3 separate regions of the Homo sapiens genome follow, and all the other regions are linked to region 1. A link is a loop called in an ENCODE intact Hi-C map of the cell type or tissue named here. Cell type or tissue: Calu3. All regions are shown on one strand.

The links. Hi-C counts contacts between places; a loop is a spot of excess contacts. Peaks named below come from ENCODE experiments on the same cell type or tissue, not always from the same donor. Only the 100,000 strongest peaks of a DNase experiment are listed, where the experiment ranks them.
Region 2: it touches region 1 in a loop (4-fold over the local background); 37 of 110 quality-filtered maps call a loop at or near these places.
Region 3: a loop joins it to region 1, with 3.0 times the contacts of the local background. A loop is called at or near these places in 6 of 110 quality-filtered maps.

Annotation. Positions count from the first base shown.
Region 1 is chr7:121,740,427-121,748,426 of GRCh38, reverse strand. No RefSeq gene overlaps it. Among named protein-coding and RNA genes, the nearest start is that of PTPRZ1, 130 kb to the left of the region's middle. In Calu3, no CTCF peak of the experiment used is centred here; a DNase peak (open chromatin) is centred at 3,866.
Region 2 is chr7:121,991,060-121,999,059 of GRCh38, reverse strand. It overlaps PTPRZ1 (protein tyrosine phosphatase receptor type Z1), which reads right to left. Exons shown (of 30, transcript NM_002851.3): 9 at 2,494-2,678; 10 at 1,054-1,180. Among named protein-coding and RNA genes, the nearest start is that of PTPRZ1, 120 kb to the right of the region's middle. In Calu3, CTCF peaks have their summits at 3,971 and 4,259; DNase peaks (open chromatin) are centred at 3,899 and 4,339.
Region 3 is chr7:121,362,920-121,370,919 of GRCh38, reverse strand. It overlaps FAM3C (FAM3 metabolism regulating signaling molecule C), which reads left to right. Exons shown (of 10, transcript NM_014888.3): 6 at 6,732-6,790; 7 at 7,973-8,000. Among named protein-coding and RNA genes, the nearest start is that of FAM3C, 29 kb to the left of the region's middle. In Calu3, a CTCF peak has its summit at 3,890 (motif pointing left); no DNase peak of the experiment used is centred here.

The DNA.
Region 1 (8,000 bases):
GAAGGGTAAATAGTTTTGTTAAATCCCAGAGCTGTAAGTAACCTACTTTTGAAGATGATGCGTGAATTTTTTAAAAACCTGTGCTAAATCAGTTTTATTCTACTGGGCTCTGATTATTTGCTTATCCTTTGATATATGATATTCTCTTTAGAGGCTTTAGCCCACTTGAAAACTTTACTACATTTTCAAAATGCATTATGACACCATGTTCTTCTTCGCTTTACTTTGTTTTAAGAAAGAACCCCGGTATAAAAGGAACAAATCATTTTTATTGTTTCTTTTTTTTTTTTTTTTTTACCCTGGTTCATTTTAATAACGCTTTTTCATCTTCATCAAGATTATGCTTGCCCAAGATAAAAGTCATTTTTTTGGTAATAAAATTAGTTCTTTTGGGTTAGCTGTTGTTACCTAGAGTTATACATCAGTAACAAAATTATTAATCCCATCAAAAAGGAGGCAAATGATATGAATAGACATTTCTCAAAAGAGATACAAATGGCCAAAAATGCTCAACATCACTAATCATCAGGGAAATGCAAACTGAAACCACAGTGAAATACCACCTTACTCCTGCAGGGATGACCATTATTAAAAAGTCAAAAAACAGTAGATGTTGGCGTGGATGTGGTGAAAAGGAACACTCATACACTGCTGGTGGGAATGTAAATTAGTACAACCTCTATGGAAAACAGTATGGGGATTTCTTAAAGAATTAAAAGTAGATCTACCATTTGGTATATCAATCCCACTATTAAGTATCTTCTCAAAGGAACAGGAGTCATTATATGAAAAAGATGCATGCACATGTGTGCTTATTGCAGCACAATTCACAATTGCAAAGATATGGAATCAACCTAAGTGCCCATTGATCAACGAGTGGATAAAGAAAATGTGGTATATATATACCATGGAATACTACTCAGCCATAAAAAGGAACAAAACAATGTCCTTTGCAGCGACTTGGATGAAGCTGAAGGCCGTTATTCTAAATGAAATAACTCAGGAATGGAAAACCAAGTACTTTATGCTCTCATTTATAAGTGAAAGCTAAGCTATGAGTAGGCTGTGCTGACAAATGGCAGGCTTCTTGACACATAGCTGAAGGCCCTGAAACATCAGGTATTTGTGGATCTTGGTCCACATATTCGTAGATATCAGCAGCAGAAGGTTGGCTTTAAAGAAATAATTAGGGACAATAGAGCCTTGGCAGACATGGGTAGCCTTGACTGGAACTATCAGCAGGAAAATAACGTACTATAGAGACACCAAGAGAACCGGTTGGTGAATATGTGAAACCTGGACATACAAAATCAATTTAAGGAGAAAGTTGGTATGTCCTTGGAAGTGGTGGCGACAGAGCCAGAGATGTTCTCTTCTGTAGCTGTTTTTGTGACATCATTTTTAACACTAGTCTGGGGCAACTTAGGGGGAACTCTCTACTTGTTGCATATTTGGTACATATATTGAGAAGTCATGTTTTAACTTTCTTTTTAAAGGTAAATTTGATATGTTTCTATTTTAAAAACCTAAAGTCAATTACTTTTTAAACAATATGGATTCTAGTTCATTAATCCCCAGTCAGTGGTTTTAAATGGAAAAACAGCTTCTCTGCTTCTCTTTAGAATCAAGTAATATGATTTTTCTTTATTATAGTTATGTGATTATTTTTTATGTCAGAGATAATACTCAACTGAAACAAACCTCCCCACCATGAGTAAAAAGGCATATGGAGTGTTAAAATGGACTTTGAAGACTCAGAGGTAAGGGGAGCTGGAGAGAGATCATATAAACAAAGATTATTTGTAGTTTGCAAATGGCCACCCCTAGAAAAATTTAAATTGTGGTGAATTAACTCATCTTTACTTTGTTACTCTATATTTTGATATTTAAATCTTGATTTATGTGTTAAAAAAATCATGACAGACTTGCTTAGCTTTTCAAAAACAAATAGTAGTTGCAAACAATTTTCTTTTTATTACGACTTAAAATTATGCTTTATAATTTTTTTTGTAATCTGTGTCACCTAAAAAGTAAATTCAAAAGTAAATTATTATGTACTTTTCAATCCTAAGGTACTATTTTGAATGGAAAGGGAAAAATACTACCCCATTTAATGAATACACTGATTGTAAAACACATCTCAGTTTTAGAACATTAAATGCATAAAAATGAGCATTTTGAAGTCAGCCATACCATGTAGTTTTTCTTCCTGTCAGAAATCAAGCCTGATTGTGTGGCCCTCCTTGCTATACAAGCATTTCCACATTTTTTCATTTAAATGTCTAGAATGGACACAGAGAATTTCAGCTGGTTTCTAAATATGACTAAATGAAAGGCTTGATTTCTTTACCATGAAGAAATGGCAGTACTTCGAATAACTCTCATCAAAGCTATGTTGGTTTCTTGTCTGCACATGTACAGGTTACACTGCCTCTTGGTTGAGCATTTCAGTATTGGTATTTTACTGCCACTCCATCATTTGGCTCTGATATATTTTCTGTTATCTGTCATTTCATACAGAGGTATGTCACAGCCCAGACATAACTCCAAAATGGAATAAAAGTATTATCTTTGGCTCAATGTTATTAAGTATCATGTTGGTCTAAAGTCTAGCTTATTCTCATCCATGCCATTCATTTTGTGTAGTGATCAGACTAATGTTTTACCATTATCTTAGTCTAGTGTTTTTTCAAAGTGTAGGTTAAGGGTAACTTGCACCAGAATCCCCTAGGTCCTGGCAGAAATAGTGATTACTGGACCCCAACGTCAACTTCCTGTTTTCAAATATCAAAGGCTAGACTTTAAAATACATATTTAACAAGCTCTCCAGGAGATTCCTATGTACACTGAGGTTTGAGAAGTCTGTATAGTGCACCATGGACTCAAGAGCAGGACTGTCTGGGTGTGAATTTTCTTTAAGAGCAGGTGACCTCAGGCAAATTGACTGAATTATTTGTGTTTCAGTTTCTTCCTCTGGAAAATAGGATGATATTATTGCCTTCCTTATAGGGATGTTTTTAGGATTAAATGAGTGAATATTTGTACAGTACTTAGAACAGTGTTTGGCATATAATAAATGCCATAAATATATGTATTTCTGAATCTATAAAGACCTTGTAAAAATAAAAGATCTTCATTTAACAAATATTCAGTGAACATACACTGTGCTGGACATGGGTTTGAGCCTGCAAATGCTTGCATTCCAGTGGAGGGGTAGCATTGCAAGGACATATGCACTCAGACCTTTAATAAAGATCGCCTGATTAATTCTCACAGTACTAGGAGGTAGGTAACATTATCCTTCTCTTTTTACAAAGGAGTGAAGAAAACCACAAAGAGATTAAGGAACTTGGCCAAGTTTGGACAGCTACTCAGTGACAGAGCTGGTAGTGAACATGGACAGCCAGGCTTCACCATGTGCCCATTTAACTTTGCTATCCTGAAGGGTGTATTCTATTAAAAGAAATGCTCGGGTGACCAAGGTTGTGTTGAAAACCTATCTGGAGGTCAGAAAAGAACTGGAGTACAAAAGATTCAAACTTAGTAAGTGGGTACAGTCTTCTGCTGAACTTCTCAGAAGATACCAGGGTGGGGAAGAAGGTTATTATACTTTGAGGGTTTGGCATAATGCTATTGTATTTACAATAAGTTAAGAGGCTCAAAAATTGTACTTTAAATAGACACAAGTTTAATTCGGTGTTAAATCTCATTTAAACTCTAGTAACTGAAAGATCAAACATTCTAATGGTGCCAAATAGCTAGGTTAAAGTCCTGTAGTCTATAATCAGTGTCCCCTGGTAGTCGAGCTGATCAGCAGGCTTTTGGGGTTGGGCTTTATTTCGTTTTCTTTTCTATTGAAAGAAGAAAGTCATTTAAGGTGTGGTATCTATGAATAGTACCTTGTATTTATATGAAACCTCTCTCTAAGGTGTTGAAAGACTTGATTCATGCCCATTCCCTTTCAGTTTTCGATGTGTGGTTAGAGGTGATGATTAACAATCAAGACTAGAAATAAATCAAGCATAAATTCCATGATTCTACTTGTTCAAAGGGGTTTTTCAATTATAGGCAAGAAGAGATCATGTGAGGTAATTCAATCCTTTGCTTCCAGAGAGAACTGTCTTTTTAGTGGCTGCATTTTAAATAATTTGTTAAGGAAAGAGAATGTTCAAAGTTTTGGACTATTGTGGTTGAACAGACAGGTCCCTGAAACCAAATTGAGGGAAGGAGACAAGAGGATTAGAATTTATATTTGCTGGTTGATATAGGCACTGAAGTATACATTTAGTACTCTTCAACTTTCTTTAGTATGAATTGCATTATCTTGAAGAATTCATAAAACAAACAAGTTAGTTTTACAAGAGGTTACAGAAACTTCCAGGTCTTTGTTAAAGGATATTTACCCATAAAACCCATGTAATTTTAAATTTAATGTAAATAAAATGTCTTTGAAAAGATCTTGAAACATGCATACTTTTTAACTGATAAAATGGAGACTTAAAGATATGTTTATTGTGTGGAGATCATATATCTATGTGTATATGTACAATATGTTCTAACTAATTCATCTTATAAAACATCCAAAAGACATTTTAAAAAGAAGAAATAAAATGGAAAAAGCAATATTTTAAAATAATTTTTAAATGCTTAAAAACTATAATGCTATCACTAAAAGTAGCATTTGCTATTATTTTGATGTGAATGGGCATGTCTCATTTTAGGAAGTATTCTGTGCATGGAGGTAGAGCTGGCTTTAGACAGAAGCAGTTTGACTCCAGTTCCTACAATCTTCACTGCCTTTCTCTGCTTTCTCCTCAAGGGTGTCACCATGTGGACAAAGCTTCACCAGATTTCCACATTTTTAAAGAAGTTTCAGAAACTTAGATTTTTATGTGAAATCTTTTGAATTTTAAATTTGCCCTATTTCAAACAATGGATGAGCAAAATGATACACATTTGGAGCTGGGTAAGGCCCACTGATCAATAGCACATGACCTCTGGTTTAGCTCTTTGTGTAATTTATTCAAGATGAACACTTTTTAAAAAGTAAACATCATCTTTACTGCTTAACAAGCTCTCCCTCTGTAATCTCTACTGTTTTATTTTTCAAGCGAATTAAAATCCATTCAACTCTTCAAGTCTCAGTGCCCACAATCGAGTCTAACTTCCTTTAACAAAATGTCAGATCTGCCATTTCCTGCTCCGTGCTCCACCCTCCCTTTGCATGTGATCGTCTTTTTATGATCTGCGAGGTCCTCTTCTCCTTCTTGTCCTCCTCATTAGTGCCTGTCCATTATTAGCACCCACTGGAATGTTGCCACTGTGTGGAGCCTTCTGAGTGAAGGATGTGGTGGTTATACAATTAACCAGAATGGAGATGCGGGAGGAAAAACCCAAATAAAAATCTCTCATTATAACTGATACCTAGTGACCTGGTTTGACCCACTCAATATCTTAAAAGTAAATTCAAATGAGACAATGTCCTTCGCTGGGACATGGATGGAGCTGGAAGCCATTATCCTCAGCAATCTACCAGGAACAGAAAACAAAACCAAACACCATACGTTCTCACTTATAAGTGAGCTGAACAATGAGAACACATGGACACAGGGAGGGGAACAACGCACACTGGGGCCTGTCAGGGAGTGGAGTCAGGGGAGGGAGAGCATTGGGAAAAATAGTCAATGTATGCTGGCTCAATACCTAGGTGATGTGTTGATAGGTACCAAAAACCACCATGACACACGTTTACCTGTGTAACAAACTTGCACATCCTGCCCATGTACCCTGGAACTTCAAATAAAAATAAAAATTAATTAACAAAAGTAAATTCAACAAATAGAATTGAGCTCTCCTTATGTGCCACTCCAGTGGGTACTAGAATGATGAAAATCAAAAACATGATCTCTACCTTCAAGTTGTTCACAGTCTAGAACAAACATGCCATCAAATATTGGAATACAGCAGTAAAAGTACTTTAATGGAGTTTGTTAGAATGTTCAGTTGGAAAATAGAAAAAGGAAAGGCCTGAGGAGCACATTTTAGAGGAAAGTCATGAGATGAAATGGGAGGAAAAATAGAAGCTTTTCATGGGCAGAATGAGGGGAAGGCATTTCAGGCAGAAGGAAGAGCAATTTCATGCAGAGGATGAACATGTTTACATAAGAAAACCTGGCATAGCAATGACATGTTGTTTCCTAGGATTAGAAATTCTTAACAATGTTTAGGTGACTACTATTACTGAATATTACTGTTAGCCTGTGCTGTAATTTATATGGAACTTGGCCATGAAATCATTTTCCCAAGGCTTCCTGTAATGAACTATGAGCCTCTTAGCTGAAGCCCATAATGACTCAACTGATAAATAATGCTTTTCAAGGCTCTGGACTGCATCCAAATTAAGGAAACATCTCTACCTATGCAAAGTCCTGTGTTAGAATAAGAACATACATTTTCTTGTGGGTTCTCTCTTGAGCAATTCCTTGGCTCAAACTATGAAAATTTCCACCCCACTCTCCCCATAACCTGCTGCATCAAGTCTCAGCAATTCCTTCAGAAAATTTAAATTAATTCAATGAAATTTTACTACAGATAATTTGTGGAACTGGAATAATTGTTCAATGTTGCTCTTTTTGCAGCATTTAAACTTTGAATTATTAAATTAATAATGGTCCTTAGTACCTCATTATAATATTATATGGCTTGCAGTTAGGTATGTGAAATACCCCAAACCATTAACAGCCCCTATAAATGAGTATTGTTGCAGCATAGAAAAATAGCATCCTCTCTCCTGTTATACTCAAATAATTGAGTGAGAAAACTGCTATAAATTACAAACGTTTTGTCATAAAAATTATATTTAATTAAAATATAGATTAAAAACTAGGACCAGCTTTTAGTAACCGGTATTACAAGCATCAAACATCTTGAATTTTCCCGATTCTCAAAAGATATGATTTAACCAGCAAGATGAACCTCCTTGGGGCAGACTGAATCAGCTCTTGAAAACTCAGTGAGCCATGCTGTTGCCATTCATGGTCGTCCCCATTAACTTTCCTTTTAGAATTAGGTCAGGCATGAGCATTGGCTGTGTAAGATACAAAATATCCTGGAAATAGTCAGGATAATTGTTGGTGAAGTGTTACTACATCCACTCTTGCCCCTCTCTTCTTTCCTTCTTTTTGTATAGTGTTTTTTTTTTTCTCTCCACTGATATATTAAGGCTTGCCTATGAAGCCCGAGGCGTTAATTCACTCTGAGAGTCAAGTTAGTTTAAATATCCCTGTTATAACCTTACAACCCACTGGAATCAGGGACCCTATCAATGTGCCTTGACCACCTATGGTGGTATCTAGTGCCTAGCAGAAAGCCTGCCATATTAACACTCAGTAACTCAACAACTCAACAAAGCATGTTAAATGTGAATGAAAATGCTTTTATTAGGCAGTTAACGCATTTGAAACACTGGCTGGGCTCTGTGCTTCTTTTAAAAAATTTTGTAAATATGGCTGAAAATTTATACATTTAACTCAGAGTGTGTATAATCATATCGTGTATACACACATATATCTACTATATATCACATATATATCTACTATATATGTGATATATAGTAGACACATCTACTATATATGTAGATATATGTAGTAGATATATAGTATATATATCTACATATATATGTAGATATATAGTATATATATCTACTATATATGTAGATATATAGTATATATATCTACTATATATGTAGATATATAGTATATATATCTACTATATATGTAGATATATAGTAGATATACCATATCTTATATATATTTTATATATACTATATATTAAAGTAGATATGATATATAGTAGATATATCATATATATGACATATATAGTAGATATATGTGTGTATATACTATATATAGTATATATATACTATATATAGACATACACATATATTACATATATAGTTGTGTGTATACATTTAATTAAAATATAGATAAAACTATATATGT
Region 2 (8,000 bases), 250 kb before region 1:
CTTAAAAAGTCAACTAGTAAGAACAGCTATGGTAAGGTGATCAATGAGCAAGTACTTTATTTAAGCTCATGTTGGATTAAAGTCCCTGCTACAGCATTTAGACAACAATGCAAACCGTGCACATCAGTTTTCCTGCCATAGGTAAAACTAAAATAGGCTATAATTAATATAATTTGTAACCACTCACTTACATTAAAATTTGTAAAAGTTTCAATGAGTAGGCTCCTAATATGGATGACCAAAGAATATATATATTTACGTATGTATTTATGCAGATGTATGTGATTATACATATGTATATATACATATATGCACGTCTATTCTATTATTTAAAACTGCTTACACTAACAAGAGGAAAACTAACTTAATTATGTAAACTTGTAAATTGTCAAATTATGATGGTCAGCATTTGATTCAGTTATTGCATATGCTCTAAGATCAAAAGATTTTCCCATACATTTAGAGAAGGTACATGCAAATAAAACACAAGTAGAAACAACTTTTGTTTGTCTTATTTTTGGGAAGAGTAAGGGCAATCAACCAAGAGGAAAACACCCCACTCCCCATAACCAAATTATAAAAAGTAGAAAAATAGATCTAAGACAAACTCTTGAGATGCTTTGTATAGATATTTGAAAGTACCTCACATGGTCTTAGGATCATGTATACACTTACTACATAATGCTTTGGGGGCTGAAAAGAGGAAATAAATACAAATTAAACCAACTCTTAATTATCCAAAATAACAGTCTCAACATTTACATAGCAATTTTCATTTAATGATTATTACAATGTTATAAATATGTTTAGTCACTCTTATTTTACAAATGGTAAACTCCAATATTAAGGATAAGTTTACTTATTGTCTGGCACCAGACCTGCTGAATGAGAAATGGGTCCCATGCCCCAAAAAATTACCCGGCAATCCAGACTTAAGAGAAAATCACTTTGCCTTTTGGCCAAAAGAATATAGAGAGAAAGCATCAATGCATACAGTAATTAAACTAACCTCATTTATTGAGTTAATATATAGATGTATCTGGTGGCACTTACCAGGATTATCAGTAGGCATGTCGACAATCAGTTGGTCGCTGTATTTTCCATATAAGCCATTAGTGCATATGGCTACTATCTGAAGAACATAACTCATATTGGGTAGCAAATTATTGAGAATAGCACCCTAAAAGAAAGATGTTAGTAATTATACAAATGTTATTCTCATAGGACTACCAACACACTAGGTATCTTTCCTAGAAAACTTTTTCTCCCTGGTCCGTGGAAAATACTTCTATTTTATTAACCTAAGGAAAAGTTTATGCAATGTTGCTTAGTTAAACTTGTGGTATTTGTGAATTATGAAGAACTGGAAAGCTAGGCTTTTTTTTTTTTTTTGCTTTTTAAAAATCAGATTTAGTTTCAGGAAGTTTCATTTTTAGCCAGAACTCATCAAATTCATAAATTAGTACTACAAACTAAAAATTAATATTTTAGACAAATAAATGGGGGGCATTTGCAAACAAGGAGCAATGTGAAAAAGTGAACAACTAAGTTATCTCTTTTTCTTGACAATATATATGCAAGAACAGTAATAGAATTATCTTCTTCACGTAATTATGAAATAAACATTTTTATTACTATTTATTTCACGATTTTCCCAGGTCATTGTGTCTCCATATTCCAGGCAACTGAATTAAAAGGTTACTAAAATTTTATCCATTTTGTCCACATGATATGAAACATAATTAATAGTGCATTTTTATTTAAATGCAGGTTCCCAGGACTTGCAGGACTCTAGGTGCCTGAGTGCAGAGTCCAGTGTCCTTTAACCTGCAGTGGGGACTTTCTGGACCTACATCCAGATGAAGGTTTGTCAACTACACCCTAATCTATGGCCAACACTTCCCTACCAGAGCAAAGTTTAATACTGACATGCTCAGGCCACAAAGGGAATCTGTACTTTATTCGCATGCGCTGGTGGAGGGAGGCAGGGGTGGATCTTTTTGTAAGAAATGTTTTCTTACATCCCCAAAGTTCTGACCCAATCATGACTTCCCAGCTGTTATCTGAAAATTTTTTGGTGCAACAAAGAGGACTTGTATGTCCCCTACTCTACTTTTCCTGTGCTGATATAGCGTAATGGAAGACACAATATAAAATGTATCAGGGCACTGAGATTCTGGCACTATTCTACAACTGAAATCTTAAGAAAGGCCACACTAAATGATCTCCAGTTCATAAGTCATATGTATCTACTCTATAGTGTTATTGTTGGCAAAGTTATGATATCCATTTAATTAAATGTAACTTTAAACATAATTTAGTATAGCTTCTAATTTAAAATTTTTTTTTAAATTTAAAAATACTCAGCCTACCCCACCTTCACATAAAGTCTAAAAGTAATGGAGGAAAATAATATACAACCATTTGTAAGTTCTTACCTTGGAAATTAAATTATAATGTTACCCTATGTAAAACAACTGATCATATAGTTACCAAGTCTTGATAGCCATCTGTCAAAAATTCATGCTTGGTTTGGTCCTCTCCATCCAACTGCTGGTACAAAACTGCAAACTTCTCAATCATGGTATCATAAACGACTCGAGGTCTTTCCCATGTAACAAGAAGGCTGGTATAATTCTCTGGGTCAGCCTGAACATTTTCTGGTTCTGAACTACAAACTTCAGAGAGAAAAAAGTACAGTTGTTGATAGAACTTAGCCTTGAGGACTTGAATAAATAAAACATATTCTATAAAAATTTTATTGTGTTTTATTTCAATGTAAAGTAAAAAGTTACACTTTCCCACTGTGGAGCTTTTGCTTATTCCATTTCCTATATCTAAAATACTCTTTCCACCCCTCTTAACTCTATCTGTTCAAATCCCAGCTTTCCATTCTGGAAAGGTCTTGGTCAAATGCTACCTCCTTCATTACTCACATTAATCTCTACTGAAGTGATCTCTGTCATTGTCAATTGCCTATTTTATCATTATTACTGCATTATTTGCATACTTTCGTATTGTATTTTTCCTGAATGAATCTTGACTCCTCTAGTGGATTATAAACATAAGAACCATAGCTCTGTAGTTCTATATTGCCTAGAACATTGTTTTGAATATACCTGGCATACAGATTCATTTTTAGAAATAAATGAACAAAGAATATCTGCAAGCTCATGATGACTTAATTTCTCTTGTTTGGTACCTGAAAATATATTCAGTTCAGGATGAGGATAATTTCAATTATGAAAGACATACTATTATCGGAACATTTTGTTATTAGACAATCCTTGAACTAATTTAAAATTCCCAACCAGAGAAAACCAAAGAAAACCTAAAATTGCCATTTCAGTATTTTTCAGACGTGCTGACAAAAATCCCATTTTGTTATCATAAGTAAATTAAGAAAATAATTTTAGGGAATTAAGAGACTTGTTTGTCTCATCTGAAAAAGTAGTATTATGAAAAATCATTCAGAGACTTCTTAAAATGAATTCAGGCCCATGCTGGGAATCATGCCCCAAATTTAGTCCCATCAGAGAGTGCCCTGGTACTTTCCAAAATGCACTTATAATGTGATAGTTTGGACTAATTTGGAAAAGAAAAACTATAACATTTTATGATATTTTACTAACGAAGCAGAGTAATAAATATCTCTTCATGGGCCAGATTTGCAAAGCAGAGGGAGAGAAAGATCTCTCAGGCTGAATATTAATTAATATACTTACTTGTTTTCAGGTGACACCTGAAGTTACAAAGCCACTCAATGAGAGCATGCAGTAGACTTAGGTAAATCAGTCATCACTGATACAACAATTACAAGGACTCAAAAATATGTTAACAACTGCCGCCGATTGTGACCAAAATGACTTGTCTCTGCTAGTTTGCAGTTCACCTCATGAACACCGGAGGGCACCCACAACTAACAATTGGTCTTACAAATGGAAACAAATTTTACATATAATACTTAGTAGTCACAATTTTAGCATATGTACAATATGATAGCAATGGCATAGCATATGTACAGTATGCTAGCAGTGGTACAGAAATTATTTAGGAAATATGAATATATATATATACCTTTTACAAATAAATACATGTATAGCTTTATATCAGTTAGAAATTATTTTTCACTTCAAACCTTTGATGTTATTTTTTGTTTAGGGAGGGCTTAGGTTGGGGTGTTCCTTTAGAAATAAAAGAAAAATTATTTCATTGTCAAAAAACATGAATTCAGAATAAGAAAATATATTTTAATTTAGGTGTATACTACATGATGTTACTCTACTGAGTGAGACTTCTACTGATGTCCACCAGATGGCAGAAGACCTTCAAATTGTCTCAAGTGAGCTATTCACGTTTCTATCATTGGAGCAACAAGCTCGTTCTTGCTTCTAATGAATCCCAAGTTCACTTTTAGAAAAGTTGGAAGTGACTCTGGACAATATCATTTGTAGACTTCGTCCTCCAAAAATCAATTCCACTTTTTACAGAATGGGAATGATTTAAAGTGAACTATACACTTCAAGATGAAACTGTTTGGAAATGCATTAATTTTGGCTAACACGGTGAAACCCTGTCTCTACTAAAAATACAAAAAATTAGCCAGGCGTGGTGGCGGGCGCCTGTAATCCCAGCTACTCGGGAGGCTGAGGCAGGAGAATGGCGTGAACCCGGGATGCGGAGCTTGCAGTGAGCCCAGATTGCGCCACTGCACTCCAGCCGGGGCAACAGAGCAAGACTCCGTCTCAAAAAAAAAAAAAAAAAAAAAAAGAAATGCATTAATTTTATGCATACATACAAAGCATAACAATCTCTTAAGAAAAAAATAAAGGATTCATTGCAAAACATCCAAAGGACTACTGCCTAAGCAGCAGAAACGACTTTGGTTGGATGTCTATGTTTGTCTCGCCTTAGTAGTAGCAATCAGTAGACGTGTCAAAATTTATGAATCAACATTAATATAAAGTAGAGCTCCAAAAAGAAAGTTATATTTTCTTGCCCATAAGTTTTCACTTCTTTGTTCTCCTCCTTGTAAATCTGTAAGAGTTTGTTAGTTATTTGTTTAATAGCTTGAGTTTATATTTTAATTAGAAATTTACTTTTTAAATACCTGTGTTTATTGTTAATCAACAATATAGTTGTATGCTATCAAGCTTCAGGTAAATCTTTTATTTTAGATGTGGAGACACAGGCTCTTATGGTGAAAAAAACATACATACTTTAGAATGTTATTAACAGAAAAGCCTATATTTCTATATGTAGTTTATGATCTTGCCAAAGGGTTTCCTTTCTATAAGATAGAGCTGAATCTTTTAAATAACAATTTAGTTAATTCCATACACACTATTTGGTGTTCAAACCATGGAATGACCATAGAAGAAGTGATTAATAGACACTAAATTTCCCAGGTTTTGCATATATTTCCTATTGAAATCAGCCCAATTATCTTTGTTTTTTGTTTTGTGTTTTTTTTTTTTTTTTTTTTTTGAGACAGTCTCGCTCTGTCATCCAGGTTGGAGTGCAGTGCCACAATCTCGCCTTACTGCAAACTCCGCCTCCTGGGTTCACACCATTCTCCTGCCTCAGCCTCCCGAGCAGCTGGGATTACAGGTGTCCACCACCATGCCCGGCTGTTTTTTTTTTGTATTTTTAGTAGAGATGAGGTTTCACTGTGTTAGCCGGGATGGTCACCGTGTTAGCCAGGATGGTCTCGATCTCCTGACCTCGTGATCCTCTCACCTCAGCCTCCCCAAGTGCTGGGATTACAGGCATGAGTCACCGCACCCGGCCAGCCCAATTATCTTATTAGAAGCATACCTACTCTGTAAAGTACATTTTCTGGATTGAAAATCAATAACATTTTTCCAGATCAATATGTACTCAGACATCAAATACAAGCTACTATAAAGTAAAATAGTAACAAAAATATAATTTTCCTGATCATGAGGAGTTCGAAACTGTTGAAGCTTCATTCTCTCCCTCAGGCCTATATCTCACATACTGATTCCTTTCCATGTCTACATGTGATCTGGGTCATAGTTACTGATTCTTCAGGGCACACTGGCTAAGAAGGAGAACCTAGTTACTGGTTAGTGCAGGCTTCTGGCTGTGAGTCTGGGGCCCACGTCAAGTCACGTAGAGTACAAGTAAATGGCACTGCACCATACATGAGCAGTGAGCAAAGAATCCTCACTATAAAGAATGAGAATGTAGTCTCCTTTATCAGGGAGCTATACATGTTCTTGCTTTAAAAACTTATTTTTGGCATTCCACTCTCATCTGCTTGGTTCTAGGCACTCTAGACATACAGAAGAAGAAGATAGTGTCTCAGCCTTTAGGATGCTCATTCCTGTGATAGCTTTCAAACACTTAGATTTAGTAAGCTCTCAGATGTAACGAGTGGTTTTAGATTCTAAATTCTGCACTCCATTGATAGAGGAATGTATAAAAAACTTATGAAAAATTCTGCCATTTAGGCCAAATTCTTTTCAAATTTATACACATTTCCTACTAAAAATGGTATAAGCTTCTTAAACTTTTAGCTGACACAAAGTCCTGTGCTTTATCATTCATCCTCTCATTACTTAAATGAAGAGTGAACACCTAGTACGTAGGAATGGATGTGATCTGTGGAACCGGTGCTAAAATATTAATAAGCAAAGCACTGAATGATGAAGAAAAAAAGAAAAGAGACAGAGAAATGCAAATGCATTCCTTGGCTGTGACAAATCTTTGTTAATCAAGAAAGTTGATGCAGATGACCAAGGGGAGATAGGAGATTCTTTCCACTTCTGTTCCTCTCTAGCCTGCCTTGGAAGAAGCACAATCTGCCCTGAGGGAAAAGGCGCAGTCTTAGCTTCAGGTATTCTGAGTAAAATATGGATTGATACGAAATGGCAGGGAGGTGATTCTTAGGGAGTGGCAGAGAAAATGTCATAATTACCTGAGACTACACTAGGTCTCACTCAGTTATTTCCCACTAATTTGAAGTTCTGTACAGTATAACACAGCTCATGCCAAAAGTGCTTCGTAAATACATGCTAATAAGTCCACCACTTCCTTATTTGAAGTTTATGAGCCTCATTTTTAAAAGTAGTAAGACAATGACTGCTGAGAGAAAAGCTGAATGACTTACAGACCCAGAAGGTAACCAATGAGGTTGTGACTTCTCCTCAGGCAGTAGCAGATCCTAAAACAACTAATGTAAACATTGACACAAATGCTGAATGTAATTGGAAAAGATCTATCCCTGTTTTGTACTTCTGAATGATTACATATTCACTTTAGATTAATAGCCAAAAGAAGTCTTTCTAATTCTACCTCTTTCACTCAGTCTTTAGGGACCCAGAGTGACTTCATCAACAGTTCAATTTGTAGTATATAATCTTCCAAGAAGTAAATAATATTCATTTCACTTTTTAAAACATAGGTGCAGTACAGTGTTTACATACATGTGACCTTAACAAATGCTAGTAACAACCCACTGACCTTCAAGAAGGTAAGTCTACTAATGTATAATTCATTATGACGTTTTTTCAGGAAATTGTACAAAATTTCTCATAGGTCAAAATATTATGCTACAAAGACACTCCCTTTATGCTACTCTGTCCTGACAACTATTTTATCTTTTATTGTTTTTGTTTTTTTAAGTTTGTATTAAATATATTACAATGCTAGCAAATGAGATTTGAAGTGCATCCATAATTCTATTCAACAATTATTTAAGAACACCTTAATCATGAAAAACTTGAATAGTATACCATACTCACTGTGATATCTTGGCTGTCCATATATACACATGACAATGATACTAGTTATGAGTCAGTAGCACGTTACATTCAAGGGACTGTACTGCTTTGCAAATTTTAGGTCATTTAAACCTCACCACAACCCTATAGGGTGACCATTTTTAACTTTTCCATTCTATAGGTGAAGAAACTGAAGCTTGGGGAGTTTAAGTAAGTTGACAATTTTTATATGACTAATAAGTATTGGTGCTG
Region 3 (8,000 bases), 380 kb after region 1:
ACCGCAGTTCAGGTGTTCAGTGGCCACATGTGGTTCATGGTCACCAAATGGAACAGCAGAGAGAGCATTTTCATCGTGGCAGAAATCCTATTTGCAACATTGCCCTGGACAATGAATGTGTTCTCTTTATTTTAAATGAAATCCAACGTCTTTCATTTAAAATATTTGAGTGCTACTTGTTGAAGTGTGAAATGATCCAGTGATAACCTCAGTTCCATTGCAGCACAAACTGCTTGCCTCTAAGCTGAATGGTTTCCTATGTTGAGATGCTTTCTAAAGGATGGTTTTTAGGATTTTTGATATCCTACCTCAGTGTCAACTGTTGCTCGCAAGTTCCTGCTGCTGAAATTGCAAATCCTACTTTTAGTTGGTTGCTTTTAATATGCTATTGCCTAGAAAACTAGACATGGGGGCTTATTTAAATTTAATATAAAATAATAAATTTGTCACGAATTATATAGAATAAAGAGATAATTTTATAGCAAAGAGGAGACCTAGGCAGCTTTTCCTAGCTGTTTATGTGCCTCTTCTTTTTAATATTGAAGCTCTTAAATTTTTATCCTAGCCTCTTTTGCAGGCAGTTAGCTGTAAGAAGTTTATTGAGCTTCATGGGACAACACTTTTCTTGTAAAATTAAGGGCTTGAGCTAGATGATCATTAAGGTCTGTACTGATTTCCTTTATTTTCCCGTATTCTAATGATGATTTATTGTTAATCCATTTGTCTTCTGATTTCTCATTAGAATAGTCCTGTTTTACTGATGCATAATAAGGCACTTGCATTTTAGAAGTTTGTAGGTTTTTGAAAACATTCTCATTTCCACTCTTTATCTTGTTTGGTTAAATAGACCCCAAATTTGATTCTAAATCACAGGAACAAAGTTCTTTTAGAATACCTAACCCATGGATGATTTTGGACATCTATTCTGCCCCCTTGATGCATGTGAATTTTAGTTCAGAGAAGAAGAGATCAGACTGTTTACTAGCAGGTTTTTTATTCACAGATTAAAACCGTAAACAACAAAACACACTCAGAAAAAAAGCTCAACTGTTTACCCACATCCTGACCCTTATTCACTTCTCTCCAGATCTTCCTGATCTTGGGGCCTTAGAGTATACTCTTCTGTCTAGGATGGTCTTTCCTCACTCTTCACTTGGCTGTCTTCCTTCTTGACCTTTGGTTCTCAGAGTACACATCACTGTCTTAGAAGCTGTTCTCTATCCCTCAGCCTAATGTTGAACAGCTAAAGATCTAAGGTCAGAAAGCGAACAGTGCATAGACAGTGGAGCTTGGTAAAATACATACTGGGCTTAGAGCCAGAGAATTTGCTTCTAGCATGGTGGGCGTGTCATGTAGCATTTGTGTTTCAGTTTCTTTAACCATTAAATGAGGCAGGCCACCTATCCATCCTTATTTCAGGAACCATTCTGCCATTACCATGAGAGATTAAATACTTGGTGGGATTTTATACCCAAGCCTCAGGTTAAAGTCCAAAGAAAGAGTCTTAAGTTTTCTGAGAGTCATTTATTCACCTGTTCAGCAAGTATTTTTGAGCATAATCCCTCCTGTCATGGAACTTACAGTTTAGTAGGGGTGACAGATGCTTAAAAAAAATACGTACTTATAAATTGTGACACCAGGCTGGGCGTGGTGGCTCATGCCTGTAATCCCAGCACTTTGGGAGGTCGAAGCGGGTGGATCACCTGAGGTCAGGAGTCTGAGACCAGCCTGGCCAACATGGTGAAACCCCGTCTTTACTAAAATACAAAAGTTAGCCGGGCGTGGTGGCACATGGGCCTGTAATCCTAGCTACTTGGGAGGCTGAGGCACGAGAATCTCTTGAACCCAGGAGATGGAGGTTGCAGTGGGCCAAGATCGCACCACTGCACTGCAGCCTGGGTGGGCGGCAGAGCGAGACTTTGTCTCAAAAAAAAAAAAAAAAAAAAACAACAACAACAACAAAAAATGAACAAACAAATTGTGATACCAGCCCTGCAGGGCAGCAGGGTGTGATGAGTACTGGCGAGAGTGGATGGAAAGAGGTGTCTAACTTTTAGATTGAGGGTTATGGAACAGTTTCTAAGACAGTGATGTGTATTCTGAGATCTGAGGGATAGAAAGGAAGACCATCCTTGGTCTTCGAGCAGGAGGAAGAAGCCTGCTCGAAGGCCCTAAGATTGGATAGCTCTGGAGAGAAGTGAATTAGGGCCAGGCTGCATAGGAACTTGTAGGCCACGCAGGTAAAGGGTTGAGACTTTTTTCTGAGTGTATTGAGAACTTGTGGAAGGATTTCAAATTCTGGCATGTCGTGATTTTATTTATATTGAAAAAAGTTATCTGGTTGCTGTGTAAAATAATTAAGGAAGTGGAATAGAGAGGACAATTGGAAGGCCATTGCCAGTTACTGCCACAGCACTTTCATACTGCCTCCCTGTTGGTAACAGACTTTATTGCTTATACATTCACTAAAATCTATAAGTAGATAATAAAAATAACACAAGCAGAGAATTTAGTCTTTTCACAGCACCTGCTCTGAGTACATGTAACTCACTTTGGAGACTACTAATCTTGGATCAGTGTGTCTCAATGGGGGCAGTTTTGCTTTCCAGGGAACATTGTAATTTTGGGTTGTCATAGCTTTGGAGGTACTCCTTGTAGAGGCCAGAGATGCTGTTAAACATCTTTCAGTGCATAGGTCAGCTCATCCACAAGAATTATCAGGCTCTTAAAATGAGAGGCTGGGTTTGAGAAACTCTGATACAGACAGGTGATAATTACAATTAGGATGGTGGTCATAAGTAGTTGAAGTCAAAATACATTATGCTGATAAAGATGTGTTTTAAATGTCTCATTAGTTAGAAAATCGCAGGTATGAACCTCAGGTCTCAGGAAAAACAGTAATTGCAGCTTTTTTTTTTCCTTTACTTTTTCTTTTTTCTTTTCTTTTTTACCTAGAGACAGGGTCTCATTCTGTTGCCCAGGCTGGAGTACAGTGACGCAATTTTAGGTCACTGCAACTTTGAATGCCTGGACTCAAGCGATCTTCCCACCTCCACCTCCTGAGTAGCTGGGACTACAGGCGCATACCACCACATGCAGCTAATTTTTCTATTTTTGTGGAAATGGGGTCCCATTGTGTTGCCCAAGGTGGTCTTGAAGTCTTGGGTTCAAGCAGTCTTCCCACCTCAGCCTCCCAAAGTGCTGGGATTACAGGTTTTTTCTTTCTCGTTAGAGCACCCATAGAACTAACTTATGTTCCAATTATAATTTTCATCTAAGGCATATATTCATTTGATTTCAATTTGTATGAATTTGATATTAGGAATAATTCATTACTTTTGATTTTAATGGTAATGTTTGCTGCAAGAATATGAGATTATTTTGAGGGATTTTTTTTTAACAAGGGATCAATGTTTTTGGCTATGAGGGCAAAGAGGTAAAATCAAGGTTATTATGTATGTACTTACATAATCATTTAAAATGTAACCATTTAAAAATGTAAAAACTATTCTAAGCTCATGAGTAGTAAAACAAATCAAAAAACCAGTTGGCAGGATTTGGCTCGTGAGCTATAGTTTGCCAAGCCCTGCTTTAAACTAACCATCTTAAGAGATAATAACTAATAACTAGGACATGAAGTAGCTATTTGAAACAAATCTATATTTGGATATATTGAGTATTTCTACAGATGATATAATCATTTCCTTTAGAATTTTGCCTAGAGATGTGGGAAGGGGTACCTTATATTCATGAAGGATAAAAGAAAATATTTCAACTTGTGTTAGTAAGGGTTACTAACCTTTATACATTTTAAATCTCAGTGGATTTTTTATTTGTTAGAGATTTTCTGTTTGAATTTCAGTTTTTAAAAATTGATAAGCTGCTGCCCTCTTGTGGGAAGCCTATGTCATTGTGCTTCTTTGTTACCTTTATTTCTTTGCTTTATGATAGATTTCAGTCTGTAAAATGCCACATCATACTCCTTGATGATCTTTACTTGGAAAAGTCACTCTGGCACTTAACCCGTTAATCACAGCAGTTACTTCTTAATGATGGAGTTTACTTATTGAATGTATTTCTGAAAGAAACAGAACAGTACATTTTGAAACTTCCTTCTCTTTGATGCAGCTGAGCCAATGGTTAAGTAGTAAAGCATAGAACCTTTTAAATGTATATGCTCCAAGCTAGTACTTTTAAACAGCTTTGAGATATAATTCACATGCCGTCCATTTTGCTCATTTATATTATACAGTCAGTGGTTTATTATATTCACAGATATATGCAATCTCTGCCACAGTCAATTTTAGAAAATTTTTATACCTCAAAAAGAAACCCTGTACCCCTTAGCTAATATCCTTCTATGCCTTTCTTGTCCTGCCCCACTTCCCCACCCCCAAACCCTAAGTTAACCATTAGTTTCCTTTCTGTCTTTATAGATTTGCCTATTTTGGACAGTTCATATAAGTGGTATATAATATTTGGTCTTTTGTGATTGGCTTCTTACCATAATGTTTTCAGGCTTCCTCCATGTTATATCATGTATCAGAACTTCATTCCTTTTATGTCTGAACGATATTCCATTGTATGGATATACCACATTTTGTTTACTCATTCATTAGTTGGTAGACATTTGAGTTGTTTCCACTTTTTAACTATAATGAGTAACATTTACAGAAACATTTATGTACACATTTTATGTGGACATATGTTTTGATTTCTTTATACTCCCAGGGAGTGGATTTTGTTTTAGGTGGTAACTCTGTTTAATTATTTGAGGAACTGCCAGATAGTTTTCCAAAGTGGCTGCATCTGTTTGCATTTCCGCCAGCAGTGTATGAAGGTTCCAATTTCTCCACATCCTTGCCAACACTTGTTATTATCTGACTTACTGATTATAGCCAGCCTAGTAGATGTGAAGTGAAATCTCATTTGCATTTCCCTGATGATTAGTGGTGTCTAGCATGTTTTTGTGTGCTTATTGGCCATTTGTATATCTTCTGTGGAGAAATGTCTGTTGAAACCCTTTGCCCATTGATAAATTGGGTTGTTTCTTTATAATTGAATTGTAATTTCTCTTTTGATTAATGTTTGCATGATATGTCTCTTTCTACCCTTTTACTTTCCACTGCCTATATAATTATATTTAAAGTGAGTTTCTTGTAGACAGTGTGTAGTTGGTTCCTGTTTTAATTCACTTTGCCAATTTCTGTCTTTATTTGGTATGTTGAAACTATTTTCATTTATTATAATTATTAATATATGAGGGTTTAAGTCTATTTTATTATTTGTTTTCATTTTCTCATTTTCCTGCCTTCCTATGAGTTACATAAACATTTTAAAAAAGTGTTTCTTTTGATTTATTTATAGTGTTTTTGAATGTATCTCCCTATAGCTTCTTTAGTGCTTTCTCTCTTTACACAAAAAGTTTGCAGACTCAAGTTCTAGACTTGAGGTGAGGGAGAAAATATTACACAGATTAAATTGAAAAATATGTCCTATCTATATCTATTATATGGTGGATAGCACCAAAAATGTAGGAAGTAGTCTTCCAATATTTAAAACTTATTATCTGATTCAGTCATCATTGACAGGCAAGTGGAATTTGAACATGAATCTCCATTATTTGTTTTTCTTTATTTTATCTTATTAACATAGATCCAACGTTTGTTAGAACTGAGCTCATTCATCAATTGCAACCATAGTTCAGCTGCAGATGTGAATTGTTTGAAAAATCAACTAAAATACTCTGTGAGAATCGACTGAGATTTATAATAAAGTACATCGTAGATTTTATTTATGAAATTGTGTGCTATACATCTTTTAGTAGTTTATAATAAATTGTGTACCTATGTGTATATATAATTCTGTCTATATAAGGACAAGTGTGTGCACGTGTAGTCACATATGTGCATATTGCCTCTCTCTCCTAAACACAGAGCAGTTGTTAAATAGTTAACAGCACACCACTGGGAGTATTACTATTACCTTGAAGTTTTGAGTTAAAAGAACTCACAATTTTAGTTTAATAATTCTAATTTGAGCAATTGAACAAACTGAACTGATAACCAGCAAATTTGTCACTGGTACCTTCCATTTTACAGTGTCATTGTCTTTATATAGTGGTCTGTGAGCTGCCCATGGAAGTCGATTATTTCAGGTAGTCACCACGTAAGTGACTGTCATTCAATGCAGTGATTTCATGAGTGCAATATTTCTTAGTGTAGACGAACTTTACAGTGATAATCACTAGGAGAATGTTCACAATTAGGTAAAACATTCATGAAAGAGTGCTCCCCCACTCTGTTTGCTTTTAGATTTAAATGATGGGGGTAGTATCTCGCTTCTGTTTCATGTCACGCTGGTATTGAAGAGAGCAGAAAAGAGATTATCTTTTGTTTGATACCTTAAGAATGATGCAGAACATATGCTTAATGTCCATGTTTTAAGAATAATCTGAAGCAGTGTAGCACAAAAATGGTCTATTATTTCAGGCCTAATATTTTTTAATATGTATTTCTATTTGTGAAATATTATTTAAGGACATTGCTTTAAAATTATTCAGTATTAGACTGTCTTCTCTGACTTAGTAGAGATCTTTTTAATTTCCTCCGCAGCACTGAACAATTGAAAATATGTATAATATTCCTAACTTTTTTTGCAAGACTTTATTTTTCTGATATGTTATTGTACAATATTTAATTCTAAATTTATTTCAATTTCTCCCCCTTCAGTTTAATGAGTGGTGTTAAGAATAATGTTGGAAGAGGGATCAATGTTGCCTTGGCAAATGGTAAGAACAATTATTTTAGCTTATGGATGTAATCATTGGGTATTTTTCTGTCCCAAAGTAAAATGCACTATCAGAGGATCAGGTTAGAAAGTACTGCTCTTGATGATAAAGCCCTCTGTCCCATCCCTGCCCTGCAAAAAATCTATGGGTGGAGACTTGGTGTCTAAGAATTTATAGCGTGTTTCTTGAAAGTATCCTAACTTGCTATGCAAGAGCTTCCATGAGATTGTCAGAAACCAAGCAGTCTAACATCACATTGATAAAATCTTGCTTCAAATTTTGGAATCCTAACATAATAGGAAGATAGGTTGACAGGATTAAAGGCGTATGAAATGACAAAGGATGGTGTAGGGGGAGGAACAAAGAATAAGAATGTATTGTAATTTTTCATTATCAGCCACATTCTTCTGATAGCTTAATTAGTATGAATAAGTTGATTGAATCCTGAACATCTCAAATTTTCCTTCAAAATCAAATCTGAAAACATAAAACCATAAAGTGAGGCCTAACTGCATATTGATCCTCTCTGTTCTGGTACAATAAGTATTCCATAAAGCTATGTAGGATGGTTATAAGATATATAGGATGGTTAGAAACCACTGTAGTTTCATAGTGTAGAAAAATATATTTTACTACTTTCACAGCAAGAGGTAAATTTTTGTTCTTCTGCTTTCTTCATTTCCTTAGGTAAAAGGTTCAACATCTGTCTATTTCATTAATAGCAAAAAATACATTTTATAGGGCAAGTTAATGTAAGTTTTATTGTAAAAACTGATTTAATGTAGAAAATGGCATCTGATTCAAGGAGATACTTCTTTTTTGTAAAAGGTTTACTTTTGAGTAATTTTAAAATAAGAGAATATGGAAACAACGATGAAATATATCTAACCGAATTGGAATGGTCTACAGTCAGTAATGAACTTCTATTTATCCTTCGGCTTAAAAGATTAATGAGAAAGTTCTATTAAGAAATTACCCTTTAAAAATATATTTCAGGTGCATATGATTCAGATTTTAAGTTCTCAAAGTAATTCTTTGAGATGAATTCACATCTCTCTAATGCTAATGAATTCACATCTTCTCTGCTAATGAATTCACATCAATCATTGGATGAGATTATTGGTCTTACAGTGTATGATATATTTCAGATGCATAATTTGATATGAATTTAATCTCTTTTAGGAAAAACAGGAGAAGTATTAGACACTAA